Linked DNA regions of Homo sapiens: region 1 is linked to region 2. A link is a loop called in an ENCODE intact Hi-C map of the cell type or tissue named here. Cell type or tissue: CD4-positive, alpha-beta T cell. All regions are shown on one strand. Links, peaks and the distances in the headings refer to the core of each region. The heading gives the core; the rest is flanking DNA. Region 1 has its middle 70 kb from the start of MELK. Region 2 has its middle 59 kb from the start of RNF38.

Evidence for each region. A loop is a pair of places that touch in the nucleus more often than their neighbours do. Peaks named below come from ENCODE experiments on the same cell type or tissue, not always from the same donor. Only the 100,000 strongest peaks of a DNase experiment are listed, where the experiment ranks them.
Region 1: a loop joins it to region 2, with 2.4 times the contacts of the local background. A loop is called at or near these places in 4 of 110 quality-filtered maps.

What each region holds. Positions count from the first base shown.
Region 1 is chr9:36,497,779-36,508,289 of GRCh38, reverse strand. No RefSeq gene overlaps it. Among named protein-coding and RNA genes, the nearest start is that of MELK, 70 kb to the left of the region's middle. In CD4-positive, alpha-beta T cell, for the core only: no CTCF peak of the experiment used is centred there; a DNase peak (open chromatin) is centred at 3,929.
Region 2 is chr9:36,454,506-36,465,016 of GRCh38, reverse strand. It overlaps a transcript of RNF38 not described here. Among named protein-coding and RNA genes, the nearest start is that of RNF38, 59 kb to the right of the region's middle. RefSeq lists enhancers at 6,125-6,214, 6,345-6,414. In CD4-positive, alpha-beta T cell, for the core only: no CTCF peak of the experiment used is centred there; a DNase peak (open chromatin) is centred at 6,486; H3K4me3 peaks cover 898 bases; H3K27ac peaks cover 2,677 bases.

The DNA of each region.
Region 1 (10,511 bases), core at 911-8,910, 44 kb before region 2:
CCCACCCACCTTTGGATTCAGCCTATCTTTCTGCTTCTAGATTCCCTGCCTTCACATATTTTATGAATATATACACCCACCCATGTAACCACCACACAGATCACGATACAGGATATTTATAGCTCCCCAGAAGGCTCCCTTCTGCCTCCAGTCAATACCTACCCCCTCAATAATAGCCACTATTCTGGTTAGTTTGGGCTGCATCTGAACTTCTGATAAGTGGAATTACCCAGTTTGCACTCTTTTGTGGCTGGCTCCTTTCTTTCACCATCATGCCCAAGAGATTCATCCATGTTGTGTGTAGCAGTGCTTTCTTTTTTTATTGCTGTGTTCATTGTGGCAAGGGATTCAATATCATTTCAATGTGAGTCCAACGTGTGGCCAAGATTGAGAACCATGGCTAGAGTCAGACAAAATAGGGTTGGAATTATATCTTCAAAACTACTGGATCTGGATTTGCCCCTGAAATGTCCATTATTAGGTGGTCTTTGAGTTCAACCAGACATTTACCCTCAATACCATAGGCTTTACTTTGCATCAGATTCACTCAGAAGGATTCAAGACATGACACACTGTGCCAGCAGAACAACATCTGGCACTTCTCTTCAGCAGAGTTATTGTAGTTATCCAGTGATTAGTCTTCTTTGGCCCCCCAGGTGACAGCTTAGGTGCAAGGAGACAGGATCATATTCACAGGTGCAGCGACAACCTTAGTTTAGATATGCCCTGTCCCGCTGGGCGCGGTGGCTCATGCCTGTAATCCCAGCACTTTGGGAGGCCAAGGAGGGCAGATCACCTGAGGTCAGGAGTTCAAGAACAGCCTGGCCAACATGGCAAAATCCCGTCTCTACTAAAAATACAAAAAAATTACCCGGGCCTGGTGGCATGCGCCTGTAGTCCCAGCTGCTCAGAAGGCTGAGGCACCAGAATCGCTTGAACCTGGGAGGCGGAGCTTGCAGTGAGTGGAGATCGCGCCACTGCACTCTAGCCTGGGCAACAGAACGAGACTCCGTCTCGGAAAAAAAAAAAAAAAAAAGAAGAAGAAGAAGAAGAAGAAATGCCCTGGCCGGGCGCAGTGGCTCACGCCTGTAATCCCAGCACTTTTGGAGGCAGAGGTGAGCGATCACGAGGTCAGGAGATCGAGACATCCTGGCTAACACTGTGAAACCCCGTCTCTACTAAAAATACAAAAAATTAGCCGGGCATGGTGGCGGGCGCCTGTCCCAGCTATTCGGGAGGCTGAGGCAGGAGAACAGCGTGAACCCGGGAGGCAGAGCTTGCAGTGAGCCGAGATCGCGCCACTGCGCTCCAGCCTGGGCGACAGAGCAAGACTCCGTCTCAAAAAAAAAAAAAAAGAAAGAAAAGAAAAGAAAAGAAATGCCCTGTCCCAAATAGGAATCATATCTAGTGTCTCGGGAGCATAGCTATCAGGTTCTCCATAGACGATGAACTGGTTACAAGTGTCACTGCAATTAGGGTGGCCCAAAGCTGTGTTCTCATCAGGTACTTATGTATCCTGGCCCAGAAGAAGTTTACCAATCAGGAGTTATTTTTACCATAAGCGATGCTGTTGAATACCACAGCTGACATTGCCCCTTTATTAGACTTCCAGGGGGACAGAGATGGAAAGTTAACCCATATTTGTCTTAAGAGAAGAAGAAAGGGGCTGGACACGATGGCTCACACCTGTAATCCCAGCACTTTGGGAGGCTAAGGTGGATGGAACACGAGGTCAGGAGATCCAGACCATCCTGGCTAACACAGTGAAACCCTGTCTCTACTAAAAATACAAAAAATTAGCTTGGCGTGGTGGCACACACCTGTAGTCCCAGCTACTCAGGAGCCTGAGGCGGGAGAATCACTTGAACCTGGGAGGTGGAGGTTGCAGTAAGCTGAGATCACACCACTGCACTCTAGTCTGGGCGACAGAGCTAGACTCCATTAAGAGAAGAAGAAGAAGGAGAAGGAGAAGAAGAAGACCCTTAATCATACTTTTCTTTTCTTTTTTTGAGACGGAGTCTTGCTTTGTCACCCAGACTGGAGTACAGTGGCATGATCTTGGCTCACTGCAACCTCCGCCTCCTAGGTTCAAGCGATTCTCCTGCCTCAGCCTCCCACGTAGTTGGGATTACAGGTCCTGCCACCATGTCCGGCTAATTTTTTTTTATTTTTAGTAGAGACGGGGTTTCACCATGTTGGCCAGGCTGGTCTCGAACTCCTGACCTCAGGTGATCTGCCCGCCTTGGCCTCCCAAAGTGCTGGGATTACAGGCGTGAGCCACGCACCCAGCAATTATACTTTTTTTTTAACTGACACATTGACCTGTGTAGACCATTAACCAACAAGATTATTCCTGAAAACGTCCGTGTTCCTTGAGCCAAAAAACAGTATTTGGCACATGAAGATGCTGAATTAATGTTTGTCAATTAGTGAATTAATGACAAATAACAACATTAGCAGGTTACATTCAACTTAAACAAAACCAAACCAATCAAAACTATTTGATTACTCTGTTACCTTCAGCAAGTCTTAATTTCTCGAAATCCCTGCTACTTTTATAAAATGGGACTTATTATGCTTCTCATGAGGATTAAATGAAATAATGTATGTAAATACACTACAAAGAGCTGCACTTAAACCTTACTCTTATTGATGGAGAAGGGAGGCCTAGAGAGAGGGTGGGACTTGTAGTGGCACGACATAGGATGGCATGACTGTCCAGGTCTCCTGACTCTCCGTCCAGAGCCTTTTCCACAATGCCACGCGGCCTCATCATCCAAGTTGTCTTGCCCAGTTAAGGTTTAGAAATCTCAAACGAATCAGGATTTTTGTCCAGTAGAGAGAACGTGTATGAAGATCCACTTTGCACTGTGGACCTGGCATTAAGGGTGTTCCTGGTACTAAGGGTAAAATCAAGATTTTTCTCATGGGCATAAGAAAAAGTGAAAATTGGCTGGGCGCAGTGGCTCACGCCTAAAATCCCAGCACTGTGGGAGGCCGAGGTGGGCGGATTGCCTGAGCTCAGAAGTTCCAGACCAGCCTGGGCAACACGGTGAAACCCTGTCTCTACTAAAATACAAAAAAAAAAAAAAATTAGCCAGGTGTAGTGGCATGCGCCGGTAGTCCCAGCTACTCGGGAGGCTGAGGCAGGAGAATTGCTTGAACCCGGGAGGCAGAGGTTGCAGTGAGCCGAGATCGCGCCACTGCACTCCAGCCTGGGTGACAGAGTGAGACTCTGTCTTAAAAAAAAAGAAAAAAAGAAAAAGTGAAAATTATGTTCCCAGCTTGCTGCTGATTAGCAGACATAGGGCAAATAGAACCTCTAAGCAGGCCAGGTGTGGAAGCTCACGCCTGTGATCCCAGCACTTTGGGAGGCCGAGGTGGGCAGATAGCCTGAGGTCGGGAGTTCGAGACCAGTCTGACCAACATGGAGAAACCTCGTCTCTACTAAAAATACAAAATTAACCGGGCATGGTGGCGCATGCCTATAATCCCAACTACTCGGGAGGCTGAGCAAAGAGAATTGCTTGAACCTGGGAGGCGGAGGTTGCGGTGAGCCGAGATCATGCCATTGCACTCCAGCCTGGGCAACAAGAGCGAAACTCCGTCTCAAAAAAAAAAAAAAAAAAAAATAGAACCTCTAAGCATTCATTCTTCAAGGCTGTTTCCTTTTTCCTTCCCAACAGCCTCTGCAGGGAGGGGGATGTGAAAAGCAATATGATCAGAATGTAATGAAGGAACAAATCTCACTGGGAGTCAAATACCATTGTTAAAAAAAAAAAAAAAAAGGCATCATGGGCAGAAGCCCAAAAATCAGAGGCTTCCCCCAGTGTTCTTTGAATCCATTTTTTAAGCTGTTAAAAACACCCTTAAAATAAACCTGCCATCTTGTGAGGACAGGAAGAAGGTTACCCGTCTTCCCGCCACCATCTGCAGACTGGCTCAGCTTTAGGCTTCTTTGAGCCACACTCCCCCGCCCCCAGCCTGTTCTTTATAACATGTCAGGGTGGGGTTGATTGTAGTTTCTTTCCCCAACTTAGCAAAATTCAGTCACAATTAAAATTTGACGTGAACCAAGGAGAGGCTACAGAAATAGTAGTTTACAATGCATTTTATTCTTGCAATTTGACATCTTCTAATAATTTCTGACACTGTGCTTGGCCCACTTGTGTTTATCAGTCTGAATTTGGATCAGATCAGTTTAAACCTCTATCTAGGATGAAAGCTCAATCTGTTGCTGGGGTAATGGCTCAGGGTATGGTTGGGATCAGGGTTCACCCTGTAGTTGTGATTAGGGCTCAGTGTGTGGGGCTAAGAGCTAGTCTGTGATTAGAGTAGAGACCAGTCTGTGATTAGCATTAGAGCTTAGTCTGGGCTGGAGTCAGGTCTCAGCCTGTGGCAGAGATCAGAATTGTGTGTGGTGAGCTCTAGGATTCAATCAGGTAATAACACTATACGGCTCTATTCCAGGAAAGAAAGGGCAGGAAGTGTTGGTCAGGAGTTCAAAGTCCATTGAGGGTCTATCAGACCGGAAGACTGAGCAGATGGAAAATCAAGGAACCAAGAGGGGTTTAAAATAGTGACCCCCCACCAAAATGGCAGAAGTTAAAAGGACTGACAATAGCAAGAGTCTGTGAGGATGTGCAGCAACTGGAACATTTTTGTGTGTAGAGACAAAGTCTCACTCTGTTGCCCAGGCTGGAGTGCAGTGGCACGATCATAGCTCACTGCAGCCTCGAACACTTGAGTTCAAGTGATCCTCATGCCTCAGCCTTCCAAAGTGCTGGAACTACAAGCATAAGCCACTATACCCGGCCCAACAACTGAAATTTTTTTTACATTGCTAGTGGGAGTATAATTTGTACAACTACATTGGACAACTGCTTGGCAGTATATGTAAAGTTAAATATACATATCTATGCCCTGTGACTCAGCACTTTCAATCCTGGAATGAACAAACAACTACTACATACAACAACATGGATAAATCTCACAAAATAGTGTCAAGCAAAAGAAACCAGACACGAACAAGTAGTCACCATATAATTCCATTTATACAAAATTTAAAAACAGGCAAAATTAATTCATGATGATAGGAATCAGAAGAGTAGTTACATTTAGGGGGTATGGACTTGAGGGGGCCTGAGGGAGCCTTCCGGAGAGATGGTATGATCTATATCTTTTTTTTTTTTTTTTTTTTTTTGAGATGGAGTTTGAGTTTCACTCTTGTTGCCCAGGCTGGAGTGCAATGGTGCAATCTCTGCTCACTGCAACCTCTGCATCCTGGGTTCAAGCAATTCTCCTGCCTCAGCCTCCCGAGTAGCTGGGATTACAGGCATGCGCCACCATGCCTGGCTAATTTTTTTTGTATTTTTAGTAGAGACGGGGTTTCTCCATGTTGGTCAGGCTAGTCTCGAACTCCTGACCTCAGGTGATCCACCCGCCTCCTCAGCTTTCCAAAGCGCTGGGATTACAGGTGTGAGCCACTGTGCCTGACCAGTATGGTCTATATGTTTTGATCCAGATCATGGTTACACAGGTGAACATATATAAAAATTCACTGAGCTGAATATTTAATGTTTGTTGAGGAGTTAATTCCACAGTCATGACTTTTCTGCTATGGCAATTGTGATGTTACTGTCATGGCTTGTTGAGTCGGGGGGTGGTCCTGGAGGTACTGGGCTTGCAAGGGTGCAGTCCTTGAGGCAACTATGCTGGGCAATGATGTAGTATTAAAAGCCGTGGATGGCTGGATGCTGTGACTCATGCCTGTAATCCCAGCACTTTGGGAGGCCGAGGTGGGTGGACCACATGAGGTCAGGAGTTTGAGACCAACCTGGCCAACATGGCGAAACCCAGTCTGTACTTAAAAAACAGAAAAATTGCCGGGCACGGTGGCTCACACCTGTAATCCCAGCACTTTGGGAGGCCGAGGCGGGCGGATCATGAGGTCAGGAGATCGAGACCATCCTGGCTAACACGGTGAAACCCCATCTCTACTAAAAATACAAAAAATTAGCCAGGCGTGGTGGTGGGGCCTGTAGTCCCACCTACTCGCGAGGCTGAGGCAGGAGAATGGCGTGAACCCCAGAGGCGGAGCTTGTAGTGAGCCGAGGTCCAGCCACTGCTCTCTAGCCTGGGCAACAGGGCGAAACTCTGTCTCAAAAAAAAAAAAAAAAAATTAGCCGGGTGTGGTGGTGCACATCTATAGACCCAGCTACTAAGGAGGCTGAGGCACAAGAATTGCTTGAACCTGGGAGGCAAGTTTGCAGTGAGGTAAGATTGTGCCACTGCCCTCCAGCCTGGGCGACAGAAAGAGACTCTGTCCCCCTCACCTCCCCCCGCAAAAAAAACCTCTGGACTTGGAGTCCTGAGTTTGACTGTCAGCACTCTGCTTAGGATCAACTCCAGTCAGAAGCACTGGTGTGTTGTGATCAGTCATGAGGTGAGTTACACATTATTCATTGGTAATTATAAATTATTGTAGCTTTTAAAAATTTTCTTTTAATTTATTTGAATTCATAATACATGCATTTGGTTAAAAACAAATTAAATCTTGTAAAAGAAAATATAGCATAAAGGTCATTTTCTTCCCATCCCTGACTCCAAACACCAGTCCCCCAATCTCCCTCTTGAGAGGCAACCGCTGTCATCAGCTTCTTGAAGATACTTCCAGAAATAGTCTATGCATATTCATGAATGATTTCCTTGAAGAAAATCAGAGCAGATTCAAGATATGCCTATAATAATGTTGCTTGCATACAAAATGCTTTATTTTAATAATTTTCTAAATGGAATTAAGTTTTCATTATTAAAATACTATGTGCTTATTTTAAAATTGTATAAAGTAAAAGTGAAAGCTTTCTCTTCCTATTCCTTTTTTTTTTTTTTTTTTTTTTTTGAGACAGAGTCTCACTCTGTCGCCCAGGCTGGAGTGCAGTGGTGTGATCTCGGCTTACTGCAACCTCTGCCACCCGGGTTCAAGCATGTCTCCTGCCTCAGCCTCCTGGGTAGCTGGGACTACAGGTGCGTACCACCACACCCAGCTAATTTTTGTATTTTTAGTGGAGACAGGGTTTCACCATGTTGGCCAGGCTGGTCTTGGACTCCTGACCTCAAGTGATCCACCCCCCTTGGCCTCACAAAGTGCTGGGATTACAGGCATGTGCCACTGTGCTCAGCCAGGGTCTAAAGTCTTAATAACCAGCACTAATAATAATGACTTCTACTTTACTCCTTAGCCAAATTAACTACTCATCTTTGCATAATAATTGTGAACATTTGCTGAGTTCTTACTTTGTCAGGCTTTCTTCTGAGACAGGTAGCTAGACATATATATGTATGTATATCATATATGTAATATGTTATATATATATTATATAAGTTCATACATACTCATTTAATCCCTGTAACAACTCTTTGAGATTGGTACTTTTATAATCCTCGTTTGACTGAGGAGGCAACTAAGGCTGACACAGCTGGCAAGTGGCAGTCTTACTTCGGAACCACACCAAACTCTGTGCTATTCATTTCGAAGGTTTTTGTCATGCTACAACTGGCTGTGTAGGGCTGTTACTTAAAGAGGCAGCTGGGAGTATGCGTTGGAGAAAAGAGTGGTTCATTTCACTGGCACTAAAACATAAAAAGCAACCAATGACAAAAACCCTGAGTCTTATAGATTGCCACACTGCTGTCTTCTCTGAGACCCTTCATGGCTCCCCTCTACTAAACAAAGCCAAGATCCTCAGCCTGGTGTTCCAGAGCTTCCTTAGTCTTGTCAATTAGCCCTAGAAAGGGCTTTCTCTTATACTATGGGAACTTCTAAAACCATCTCTCCCATCATTTCATACCCATCTGGGAGGCTGTTATGGGATGAATTGTGTCCCCTAAAAAAGATATGTTGAAGTCCAAATCCCCATGCCAGAGCGTGAGCTTGTTAGGAAATAGGGTCAGTGCAGAAGTAATTAGTTAAGATGAAGTCATACTGGAGCAAGGGTGGGCTCTAAATCTAATATGACTAGTGTCCTTATATGAAGAAGGCCACATGAAAACAGAGGCAAACAGGGAGAACGCTATGTGACTATGGAAGCAGAGATTGGAGTTATGTGTGGCTGTAAGTCAAGGATTGTCAAAGATTGCCAGCAAACCACTAGGAGCAGGAAGAGGCAAGGAAGTTCTCTGGCAGGTTGCAGAGGGAGCATGGCCCTGCTGACACCTTGATTTTGGACCTCTAGCCTCCAGAATTGTGAGAAGATACATTTCTGTTGTTTTGAGCCATCCAGTTTGTAGTACTTTGTTACAGCAGCCCTAGGAAACTAAAACAGAGCCTTGGCCAGTTAACTCCATCACTGCAGATTTGAGTCCAAGATGTATGGGAGGGCCTTCTTTCTCTTGTTCCATTTCTTTGCTCTCAGCGGGCAGTGGCATCCTTGGCTGTTTGCTTACATAACACACAGACAACACACCCATGACATTCCCCCTATCTCTTAATGCAGACAGCACACCAGTAGTCTGTTTATTTCCCGACATGCCCTGTGCAGGGCTGGTACAGGTCCCCTGCCCCCTGCCTCTTCCTGGCTCAGGGCCAGCCCAACCCCTCTGGGGAGACAGTAGATTGAAGCCCCTTTCTGGGTTGCCTAGGCGACAGTGCCGTCTGAGTGCCCTGGAGCCAGGCAGCTGTGGCTGCAGGGAAGCGAGGGACCAAGGGAAGCTGGGGGTCAGAAAGGAGGATTAGGGGAAAGACCCAAAGAGAGTCCTTTAAAGTGGCTCTAGAACAAACACAAAAGGTAAAATTAAAACTGCAGCATCACCATAACCAGTGTTATAGAGCAATATGCCGGACTTGAGATGGAAAGGAAAAGGCTTCCCTCAGGGAATTCTATACGGAGCTTAGCTCTATGGGTCTCGGAGTCCAAGCCCCATTCAAACTTATGCTTTGAGGCCTTCTGGCAGCACAAGAGATCAAAAGATGACAAAACCCAGGCAAATAGGGACTGGCATTTTGCACAGCAAGGGCAAGTCTTCTATAAACAGCAGTAAGATACACAGTGAATGAAGAAAGATGCTTGCAGTTTTTTGGTTCACAATTAAGTGATGTCTGCTGTGTGTAGGGAAACATGCTGGGTGCTATGTATGAAGAGTGAGGATACAGACAGAAACACAATGCCATTCTTGCCCTCAAGAAGCCCATAGTCCTTCCTTAACCCAATCATTACTTCAAGAATGGACTTCTGCTGGGCGCAGTGGCTCACGCCTGTAATCCCAGCACTTTGGGAGGCTGAGGTGGGCAGATCACCTGAGGTCAGGAGTTCAAGACCGGCCTGGCCAACATGGTGAAACCCCATCTCTACTGAAAATACAAAAAAATTAGCCAGGAGTGGTGATGCATGCCTATAGTCTCAGCTACTCGGGAGGCTGGGGCAGGAGAATCGCTTGAACCCGGGAGGTGGAGGTGCATTGAGCTGAGATCAAGCCACTACACTCCAGCCTGGGCAACAGAGCAAGACTCTGTCTCAAACAAACAAAAAAAGAATTTCTAAGGCTGGGCACAGTGGCTCACGCCTGTAATCCCAGCACTTTGGAGGCCGAGGCGGGTGGATTGCTTGAGGTCAGGAGTTCGAGACCAGCCTGGCCAAGATGGTGAAACCCCGTCCCTGCTAAAAATACAAAAAAAAAAGAGCCAGGCAAGGTGGTGGGTGCCTGTAATCCCAGCTACTCGGGAGCTAAGGCAGGAGAATCGCTTGAACCTGGGAGGCAGAGGTTGCAGTGAGCCGAGATCGCACCACTGCACTCTAGCCTGGGTGACAGAGCAAGACTCCGTCTCAAAAAAAAAAAAAAATCAACTTATATAATAGCAAGCTGGAATGCTCCAAGGCAATTCTTCTCAGTCCAGGGGTTAGAAAGGGCTTCAGAGAGGCATGGGACTCAATCCTAAGTCACTCAGGTCATCACATCTCCCTGGTCACAGATCAGTATAAGGTAAGCAAGCATATACCCAATCTTAGCTGATACAAAGTAGTGAGACTTTTTGTTAGGATTGCTGAGAGGGTTACGTGTTTTCTCTTCTGTGCCAGGAGCTGCCATCACTGTCTCATCACTGCATGGAGTCTAGTATGAAACCAACATGGTGGTAAGCACAGCTGAGAGACAGAGGAAGATTGGGAGCTGACACATCATTCAAGTCCCTGAATCAAGTCATGCCAGATCCACCCCAGGCTTTGGATTATGAAAGCCAATACAGCCTGTTTCTTTTTTTCTTTTTTTTTTTTTGAGACCGAGTCTCGCTCTGTTGCCCAGCCTGGAGTGCAGTGGTGCCATCTTGGCTCATTGCAACCTCTGTCTCCTGGGTTCAAGTGAGTCTCGTGCCTCAGCTTCCCAAGTAGCTGGAATTACAAGCATATGCCACCACGCCCTCATAATTTTTGTATTTTTACTAGAAACGGGGTTTTACCATGTTGGCCATGCTGGTCTCAAATTCCTGGCCTCAAGTGATTCGCCTGCCTCGGCCTCCC
Region 2 (10,511 bases), core at 1,581-9,580:
TGATGTTAAGTATCTTTTTGTGTTATTGGTCCATGCAGATTTTAAGAAGGCTTTTAAAATTCTCTGTCAGAGGCAGAGCACTAAATAGTATCTTTTTGAGTCCTCATAATTGTAAAACAAGCATTTTAGTACATTTGCTTTCTTTACTTTTTTCTTTGCAAATCTGGAATTTTATGTTATCTTTATATATTACATATTTTTGGAAATGATTTTTAAAAATGTTCCACACAATTATGTAGCCAGATTGATCACAGTTATTTAGATTTATCTGTATTTTAACTTGTTTTGCCATTTCCTTCCATTCTTAGCTATACAGTGTATGTATATTAATTTATTGGGTGAATATTGCAGTTTCCAGGATTTGTGTTTTCACAGTTTGTTTAGGGTTACATGAGTAGATATATATGACTGATAATCTGATACAAATATGATTTTTTTTTTTTTTTGAGACGGAGTCTCACTCTGTCACCCAGGCTGGAGTACAGTGGCGCGATCTCAGCTTACCACAACCTCCGCCTCCCAGGTTCAAGCAATTCTCCTGCCTCAGCCTCCTGAGTAGCTGGGATTACAGGTGTGCGCCACCACACCTGGCTAATTTTTTTTTGTATTTTTAGTAGTGACAGAGTTTCACCATATTGGCCAGGCTGGTCTCGAACTCCTGACCTTGTGATCCGCCTGCCTTGGCCTCCTAAAGTGCTGGGATTACAGGCGTGAGCCACTGCGCCCGGCCTAAATATGATTTCAAATTATAATTAAGGCTTGCATTTCATCTACATAATGCAGAGCTTTGATCTTGTCAGAAATTAGAAGATAATTTTTTTTGTGTGGTTTTTTGTTTGTTTGTTTGTTTTTTGAGACAGAGTCTTGCTCTGTCGCCCAGGCTGGAGTGCAGTGTCGTGATCTAGGCTCACTGCAATCTCCACCTCCCGGGTTCACGCCATTCTCCTGCCTCAACCTGAGTACCTGGGAGTACAGGTGCCTGCCACCACGCCCGGCTAATTTTTTGTATTTTTAGTAGAGACAGGGTTTCACCATGTTAGCCAGGATGGTCTCTATCTCCTGACCTCGTGATCCGCCCGCCTCGGCCTCCCAAAGTGCTGGGATTACAGGCGTGAGCCACCGCACCTGGCCTAAGATAATAGTTTTTGGTCACTTATTTTTCTGAGGACAAAAGAGTAAGTGTGAGCTAGGGAGTTTGCAGAGAAAAATAGCTTAGTCTCTTCTTGGTGATTAGAGAGATGATTAGGGAAATTAAATAGACAGACTGGAAAGCATGGTTCAATTATTTGGAAGAATTACCTAATCCCAGTGCACCATACATACTTGCCTTTGTTCAAATGTAATATGTACATATCTTTGTATTTGTGTGATTCATCAGTACCATTGCCCCCTTCGTGACCACGTCTTTGCATTATTACAAATGATTTTTTTTTTCTAGTGTACCTTGCTTTACCCAAAAGGTAAACAGTTCATATTGAAAATTGAATGGAAATGCTCTTGAATTTACAAGGAGACACCCAGCAGAATGGCATAATTGTGAGTTTTTCAAGGCCTACGTTTAGATCATTGAAGAACTAGTATTCTATTTCATGGATCCAGAAATGAGACTTTCCTGCATTCCTGTGAGTGATCAGACTCATATTATCTAAATAACAGAAGGCTTGTATCAAACTGAAAGTGCCAGTTTATTACTTCATAATGTGCGGGGCCTTTCTCCTGACTTACATGCAAGAAACAAATGAGTGTCTACTGTGTACCAGGCCTACATACTGGCTACACAGTAGTGAACAAAAGCAGGTAAAACCTCTACTCTTATGAAGCTTACATCCTCATGATGTGAGACAGACAGTAAGCATAAATATGCCATAAGGATGATAAGTGGTAAGAAGAAAAACAGATCAGGGTAGGCCAAGATAAGCAAAGAATGAAAGCAGGTGCTATTTAAATCACTTGACCAGGCTGCTCTGCCTATGGAGTAGCCATTCTTTATTCCTTCACTTGCTTAATAAGCTTGTTTTCACTTAAAAAAAAAAAAAGTAAATCAGGGCGGGGTACAGTGGCTCACACCTGTAATCCCAGCAGGGGAGACTGAGGCAGGCAGATCACCTGAGGTCAGGAGTTGGAGACCAGCCTGGCCAACATGGTGAAACTCCGTGTCTACTAAAAATACAAATATTAGCCAGGTGTGGTGGTGCCCGCCTGTAGTCCTAGCTACTCGGGAGGCTGAGGCACGACAATCACTTAAACCTGGGAGGCGGAAGTTGTGGTGAGCTGAGATCATGCCACTGATCTCCAGCCTGGGCGACAGAGCAGGACTCTGTCTCAAAAAAAAAAAAAAATCAATCAGTTGGTCAGAGAAAGCATCATTGGTGCAGTGACATTTGAGCAGAAATTCGAAGGAAGTTAGGCATCAAGCTGTTTTAAGTGCAGAAGCCCTGACGCAAAAGTGTGCTTGCTGTATTCCATGAACAGGAGTGTTCAGAGGTAAGATGGTGACCTTCTAGACTATTAGGGATACTTTGTTTTTGACCTTTGTTCTGAATGAGATGAGATCACTGAGCAGAGGAGTGGTGATATATGGTATGACTTCCCTTCTAGGATCTTTCTGGCCGCTGTGCTGAGAATGGGTTGTAGGAGGGTAAGGATTGAAGCAGGAAAAGCAGTTGGAGGCTGTTACGGTAGAGCAGGAGAGAGATGAGGTGATTTACCTGCATCTTGGTGATAGTTGGGAAGTTTGCTAAGTTGCATACAGGCTGGTTGGTGTATAGTCAGTCACCCTTCAGCCCTCTTTGACTTAATCCTTTATTCCAGTTCCCTGAAACTGCTCTGCCAAGGTCATCCATAATGGTGGGTTGCCAAACCAGTGGATATTCAGACCACATCTTACTGCATCTCTTACCAGAGTTATCCACGTAATTTATCCTCTTTCTTGGATCCCAGCCTGTTGGCTTCTGTAATCTCATAATCCTTGTTTTCCTCTTACCTTTGCATATACTTTTTGCCAACCTCTTTTCCCGGTCACTGCATGTTTGAGTTCCTCAGGGCTTGGGCCTGTTTCTTCATCTCTCTTCTGTGTTTTCTGGATGATAGCATTTGTTCCCAAGGATTTAAATATCATTTATGTGCTGAGAATCCCCAAATTTGTATTTTATAGGGAGTTCATACTTCACATGTCCAAACTGAAATTATTATCTGCAAAACTATTTCTCCCCTTAGTTTTTTCCATCGGAAATGCTTAAACCAGGAATCTAGGAGTCATTTTTGGCACCTTTGTTTTTCTTACACACCACTCCCCACCACATTCTTGTCCTTTCCAGCACATCTCCAGAATGTATTTTGTATTGTTTCACCTCTTTTCACTGAAGCTATCCCATCTCTCCCCCTGAACTGCCACAGTAGCCTTTCAGCTGGTCTTCACACTTGTCTGGTCTCCAATTTTTTTCTCTGCATAGCAGCCAGAGAAAGCTTTTGAAAGAATGGGTCACATGGTTACTTAAACTATTCAGTGGCATCCCATTGCACTTGAATTTACAGTTTTTCCTGTCTCTTCCAGGCTGTTTTCTCTGCATAGAACACTCTTGTTCTACCCTTTGAGTACTCAGCTCCTTCTCATCCCTGAGCTCTCAGCTTTCTTCTGAGGCCTTCCTTGACTACTCAGTCTAAAGAAGGTTTTACCTCTCTGCTCTGTCATTGTATTCTGGTTTTCTTTTTCCTTTATAGCATACAGCTTACCACTACTCATTCATGGCTTTAACATCCCTGACCCAGAGTTTTTGTTTGTTTGTTTGTTTGTTTTGAGATGGAGTTTTGCTCTTGTTGCCCAGGCTGGAGTGCAGTGCAGTGGTGCAGCCTTGGCTCACCGCAATCTCCGCCTCCCAGGTTCAAGCAATTCTCCTGCCTCAGCCTCCCAAGTAGCTGGGATTACAGGTGTGCACCACCACACCCAGCTAATTATTGTATTTTTTAGTAGATACGGGGTTTCCCCCATGTTGGCCAGGCTGGTCTTGAACTTCTAATCTCAGGTGATCCACCTGCTTTGGCCTCCCAAAGTGTTGGAATTACAGTTGTGAGCCATCGCGACCAGCCTCCTTTTTTTTCTTTCTTTCTTTCTTTTTTTTTTTTTTTTTTTTTGAGAGAGTTTCCCTCTTGTTGCCCAGGCTGGAGTGCAATGGTGCAATCTCGGCTCGCTGCAACCTTCACCTCCTGGGTTCAAGCGATTCTTCTGCCTCAGCCTCCTGAGTAGCTGGGATTACAGGCATGTGCCACCACGCCTGGCTAATTTTGTATTTTTAGTAGAGATGGGGTTTCTCCACGTTGGTCAGGCTGGTCTTGAACTCCGAACCTCAGCTGATCTGCCTGCCTTGGCCTCCCAAAGTGCTGGGATTATGGGAGTGAGCCACCGCGCCTGGCTCCTTTTTTTCTTTATATGTGTGAATGTCACTGATTAAGCTAGTTGCTGCTTCCAGTCCATTAAGTGTTCTGGGACTAGGAAAAGTCTGTTTCCCACCACTGTGCATTGATTTACCTTACTTTCTGGATCAACCCTGTTCTTGGTGATGGGGTCGGGGCAGGCACTTGCACACACACACTTAATGTTACCTCCATTTACTCCAGTATGTATATGTATGATAGTTTGGCTAAACCACTATAGATAAAAGCTTTTTATTCCTGCTTTTGAATTTCCTGTTTGTTGTGTAAAGTTTAAATTAGTCTATGCCTTCCTGTGGTCACTTATGCGAGAGAAGTAAACCATCAGTTGTGCCAATAAATTAGATAATTGGAATTTCTAGTATATTTATTGCTCTTTACTGTTTTTAATCCTCAACGTCTTGTAGGCAACATTCTTAGTATCTTCTAGGCAGTTGATCATAAGCTTAAGAAACCACAAGAAAAATGTTTTTAAAGTTACATTTGTGATCTCTAATTGGGAGCACTGATTTTGGCCCTAAGTAGGGTTTTTAGATATTAAGAAGCATAGTTTTGGTGAATGGATTTAATTTTCTGTCGTTTAAGTTAGAAAAACATTCGTTTGCATTAAGTTAAAAAATTTTCTCTTATAGTATTGGATAGCAATAGCCTAAAAATGCATAGGTGTAAAATACAACAATGTTACTAATCGCCACAGAGTATCTTGTATGCACAGATTTCTTGACTCAATAATCCTTTCTCAATTTTCTTTTGGGAAAACACTAAAATCAGTTAAAACTGATTTTCAGTATTGTACATGACAGTAGAAGATGGAAATGAAAATAAACTTTCCTAAAATCCGCAAGTCTCTGAAGTGAAAATAGTATTTAGTGGTGGTAGAAGGAAAGCAGGATTTCTTTGTAAGCACTATACAATAATTAGAGTTAATATTTTATGTAGCCTGTGATGGAGTATGTACACACATACACATACTCTTCTCTTGCACACTCACATATCCAGGGTGTTAAATACAAAGTAATTCTTCAGTGTCAGAAAACACTAAGGGGATTTGTGTTCACAGCTTATAAAATTGTGATAATGGATTTATTCTCTAAATACAAAATACTCAGTGTACCAAAATGAAGGCAATGCCCTATCCCTAATGTTTGACAGAGAGATTTTTGTTTTGGACAAATAAAAGGAGTAAATGCCTTAACACAGGTTACTGAATTAAGTATACCCAGGAAGTGTTAGTACTAGTTGAGATAAAGTAATTTCAGGGAGTGTTTTTGCTGAAAGGCCCTTTACCCTAGAGATTCCCCCAGAACATTTCTGTCCCTTTCCCAGTCTTTTCAGTGTGTAGCTGTGGAGGGCAATCTTTATCTTTCTTTTTTTTTTTTTTTGAGACAGAGTCTCGCTCTGTCACCAGGCTAGAGTGCAGTGGTGTGATCTCGGCTCACTGCAACCTCCACCTCCTGGGTTCAAGTGATTCTCCTGCCTCAGCCTCCTGAGTAGCTGGGATTGCAGGCCTGCACTACCACGCCCACCTAATTTTTGTATTTTTAGTAGAGACAGGGTTTCACCATGTTGGCCAGGATGGTCTCAATCTCTTGACCTCGTGATCTGCCCACCCTGGCCTCCCAAAGTGCTGGGATTACAGGTGATCCACCGCGTCCAGCCAGAGGGCAATCTTTCTGTCTTACAGAATGTCTTGATGGTCTGTGGTTAAGACACCAAATGTGGCGATATGTTGGTCAGGATATATAGTGGACTTGTCTCTCTGTCTTGTGACTGGTGAACTTATGGTTTCTCAATATTACTGTGTCTGGAATTTATTCCTTCCGGTGTGTTCTTGATTTCAAGAATGAAGCCGCGGACCCTCGCGGTGAGTGTTACAACTCTTAAAGATGGTGTGTCCAGAGTTTGTTCCTCCAGATGTTCAGATGTGTCCGGAACTTCCTTCCGGTGGGTTCGTGGTCTCACTGACTTCAGGAGTGAAGCCGCAGATCTTCGCAGTGAGTGTTACAGCTCTTAAAGGTGGCACGTCAGGAGTTGTTTGTTCCTCCCGGTGGGTTTGTGGTCTCGCTGACTTCAGGAATGAAGCCGCGGACGCTTGTGGTGTGTGTTACAGCTCATAAAGGTAGTGCAGACCCAAAGAGTGAGCAGCAGCAAGATCTACTGTGAAGAGCAAAAGAACAAAGCTTTCACAGCGTGGAAGGGGACCCAGGCGGGTTGCTGCTGCTGGCTCGGGTGGCCAGCTTTTATTCTCTTATTTGGCCCTGCCCACATCCTGCTGGTTGGTCCATCTTACAGAGCACTGACTGGTCCATTTTACAGAGTGCTGATTGGTGTGCTTACAATCCTTTAAACACAGAGCGCTGATTGGTGCATTTACAATCCTTTAGCTAGACAGAAAAGTTCTCCAAGTCCCCACCCGACCCAGAAGTCCAGCTGGCTTCACCTCTCATTACTACTATATTGAGGCTCTGCATTCCAAAAGCGTTGGTGTATGTGAGGAGAGGCAACCTTTGTTGTGTGTTCTGCAACCATCAATGGACTGCCTTACCTCCACAGCTTGAAAGCTTTGTTTACTTAAAGCAGGATTCTGAACCTTTTTGGCATGATGGTTCTCTTTTGAGGATCTGATAAAAGCTAGGGCTCTTCTCAACCTAACACATGCACAAATGCACATACATTCTGAATTTTGTGTACAGTTTTAGGGAGTTTGTAGACCTCCTGAAGTCCCCTGATAATTTTTTTTTTTTTGGAGACGGAGTCTCCCTCTGTCACCCAGGCTGGAGTGCAGTGACGTGATCTCAGCTCACAGGTGCCCACCACCATGCCTGGTTAATTTTTGTTTATTTAGTAGAGACGGGGTTTCACCATGTTAGCCAGGCTGGTCTTGAGCTCCCGACCTCAAGTGATCCACCTGCCTCAGTCTCCAAAAGTGCTGGGATTACAGACGTGAGCCACCATGCCCAGTCCCCTGATAAACTTAAGCCTGTGGATCTCAGTTTGAGAACCTATGCCTTAAAGATTATCTTCAACCGTAAAGTTTGTACATAAGGGCTTTAAAGTTATTTCCAACAAAGGCTTTTTAACTATTTAAGTAAATATTAATGTCTGTGCCCATCGCAGACTTTCAGAATCTAATGGTGTAAGCAGAACTCAGTTGGAGGGATAGATGCATGTTTTTCTGTTATAGCTCAGTGGAAAAGAGTTACAATTAATAGATTAATTGCCAATTAAATGGTTTAAATTCAGTTAGAGGAAGTCTGTTTAAAGCATGCCTTACTCCAAAGTGTTACCTGTATGCAGTATGGGTTTCTGAAGATAGTTGTTTCTTATGTTTGGTTTAAATGTGATTGATTCCTATTAATTCAGTGCCTTCGTGTTTGGTAAGAAAGCAGGTACCTGTGATAAAGCTAGTTCTACTTTAATATAAATTCATCTAGCAGAAATCAGATTTTAAGGTTTTGTTTTATTTCTGGAAGGACCAGCATCCATGAATTTAAAGAATTAGGGCAAAATTTAGCTCCTTAATTAGTTTATACTTTATTGCATGATAATCTTGTAGGATGTGGGTGTTGATGAAGTAGTGCAAAAAGCAGCTGGACTAGAAACCAGCAGTTCTTTTCTGCTACAAAAAAACCCAGTGACCTTGGATGAGTCACTTAATCTTCTGGGCTTTTTGCTTATCTATAAAGCAGGGAGGTTGAACTCCTACACTTGTATTATTAAAGTTCTCATATCTTATAATTCTAAAACATATCTACCATTAAGTAAGTTAGCACAGTGATCAACATGGCCCAATCTGTTGGTCTTCATGCTTGGCACAATGCAGAATATAACAGTTCTGGATTCAGGGAGATAACGGGTATTTGTGCTAGCTAGCCTGGAATGGAAAAACAATGAGTATTCATTAGATTTAGTGTCCAGTAGGTTGAGAGGTGAATTGCAGGAAGAGGCCCAGAGAAACCCTCAGCCCAGCAGGAGAGACAGCCTTCACTGGCAAGGCAGAGTCTAGGATAGATCCTTGAAGAGAAAAACCAAGACCCTGAGATACATGAAAGCAGATGTCTAGTTTTCCAGATTCTATAGCATCAAAAAGTTTGATAATTGATGTTAGCGATGTTTATGTGTCATGAAAAGTTTAAAATTACTTTGCATTTTAGTGACTTATAACACACAGAAATGCATATTATATTTTGGAATAATTTCTGTTAAATATGGTTGAAATAAAAATTGTTTGAGACCAGCTACTGTGGCTCACGCCTGTAATCCCAGCATTTTGGGAGGCCGAGGTGGGCAGATCACCTGAGGCCAGAAGTTCGAGACCAGCCTGGCCAACATGGTGAAACCCGTTTCTACTAAAAATACAAAATTAGCCAGATGTGGTGGTGTACACCTGTAATCTCAGCTACTAGGAAGGCTGAGGAAGGAGAATTGCTGAGGCAGGAGGTGGAGGTTGCAGTGAGCTGAGATCACGCCACTGCCTGGATGGCAGACGAGACTCTGTCTCAAAAAAAAAATTATTTATTGGATTGTTATCAAGAAAATTCATCCAGGTGGAACTTCTTACTCCCTCTGATGCTAGAAAGAAATGGGAAGGCTACCTTTTCTGTGATTTGGTTAAATGGCAGTTTGTGAAAGAAAAAATGAATTAAGTTAAATTAGTGCACTTTTTTTTTTTTTTTTTGAGGTGGAGTCTTGCTCTGTCACCCAGGGTGAAGTGCAGTGGTGTGGTCTCGGCTCACTGCAACCTCCGCCCCCCAGATTCAAGCGATTCTCCTGCTTCAGCCTCCTGAGTAGCTGGGATTATAGACGTGCTGTAATTTTTGTACTTTTAGTAGAGACGGGGTTTCACCATCTTGGCCAGGCTGGTCTTGTCTCGGCTCACTGCAACCTCTGCCCCCCAGATTCAAGCGATTCTCCTGCCTCAGCCTCCCAACTAGCTGAGATTATAGATGTGCTGTAATTTTTGTACTTTTAGTAGAGACGGGGTTTCACCATCTTGGCCAGGCTGGTCTTGAACTCCTGACCTCATGATCCACCCGCCTCGGCCTCCCAAAGTGCTGGGATTATAGGCGTGAGCCACCGCGTCCAGCTAAATGAGTGCACTTTTAAACTATTTGCTCCTTAGCTTCCTTCTGGAGATAATTGAGAGTTGACTCCTTTTAGTGTTGTGCTTACTATTAAAGAAACAAAACTTTCTCAACTGAGATAAAGTACAATATTTCATTTACAAGGCTGGACACAGTGGCTAATGCCTGTAATCCCAGCACTTTGGGAGGCCGAGGCAGGTGGATCACTGGAGGCCTGGAGTTTGAGACCAGCCTAGCCAACACAGTGAAATGCCCGTCTCTACTAAAAACAGGAAAAATTAGCTGGACATGGTGGTCCGTGCCTGTGATCCCAGCTACTCAGGAGGCTGAGGCATGAGAATCACTTGAGCCTGGGAGGCGGGGGTTGCAGTGAGCCAAGATCGCACCACCGCACTCTGCACATGGCGACAGAATGAGACTGTGTCTCAGAAAAAAAAAAAAGAGATTGCATTTGCAGTTTATGTTCTTAAGAATTTGTTTCTTTATACGCATGGGAGTTGAATACTGATGAGTTTGATTTTTCACATTTGTAGCAAATGAAGTTTAGTTGGATACAACACAGTTTTTGTTAACTAGCATAAATATATAACCTTGAAAATCTGTTTACAGGATTTAAAATTAGGTCGGGTGCAGTGGCTCACGCCTTTAACCCCAGCACTTTGAGAGACCGAGGCGGGTGGATCATTTAAGGTCAGGAGTTCAAGACCAGCCTGGCCAACATGGTGAAACCCTGTCTGTACTAAAAATATAGAAAATTAGCCAGTCCTGGTAGTGAACACCTGTAATCCCAGCTACTAAGCAGGCTGAAGCAGGAGAATCACTTGAACCTGGGAGGCGGAGGTTGCAGTGAGCCGAGATTGTGCCACTGCACTGCAGCCGGGGCGACAGAGTAAGACTCCGTCTCAAAAAAAAAAAAAAAAAAAAGTAAATTAATGTATAATTGATATTTTTATTAGGCATAATTTTTTTCTCAGGTTTTCAGAAACACCTAACATAATA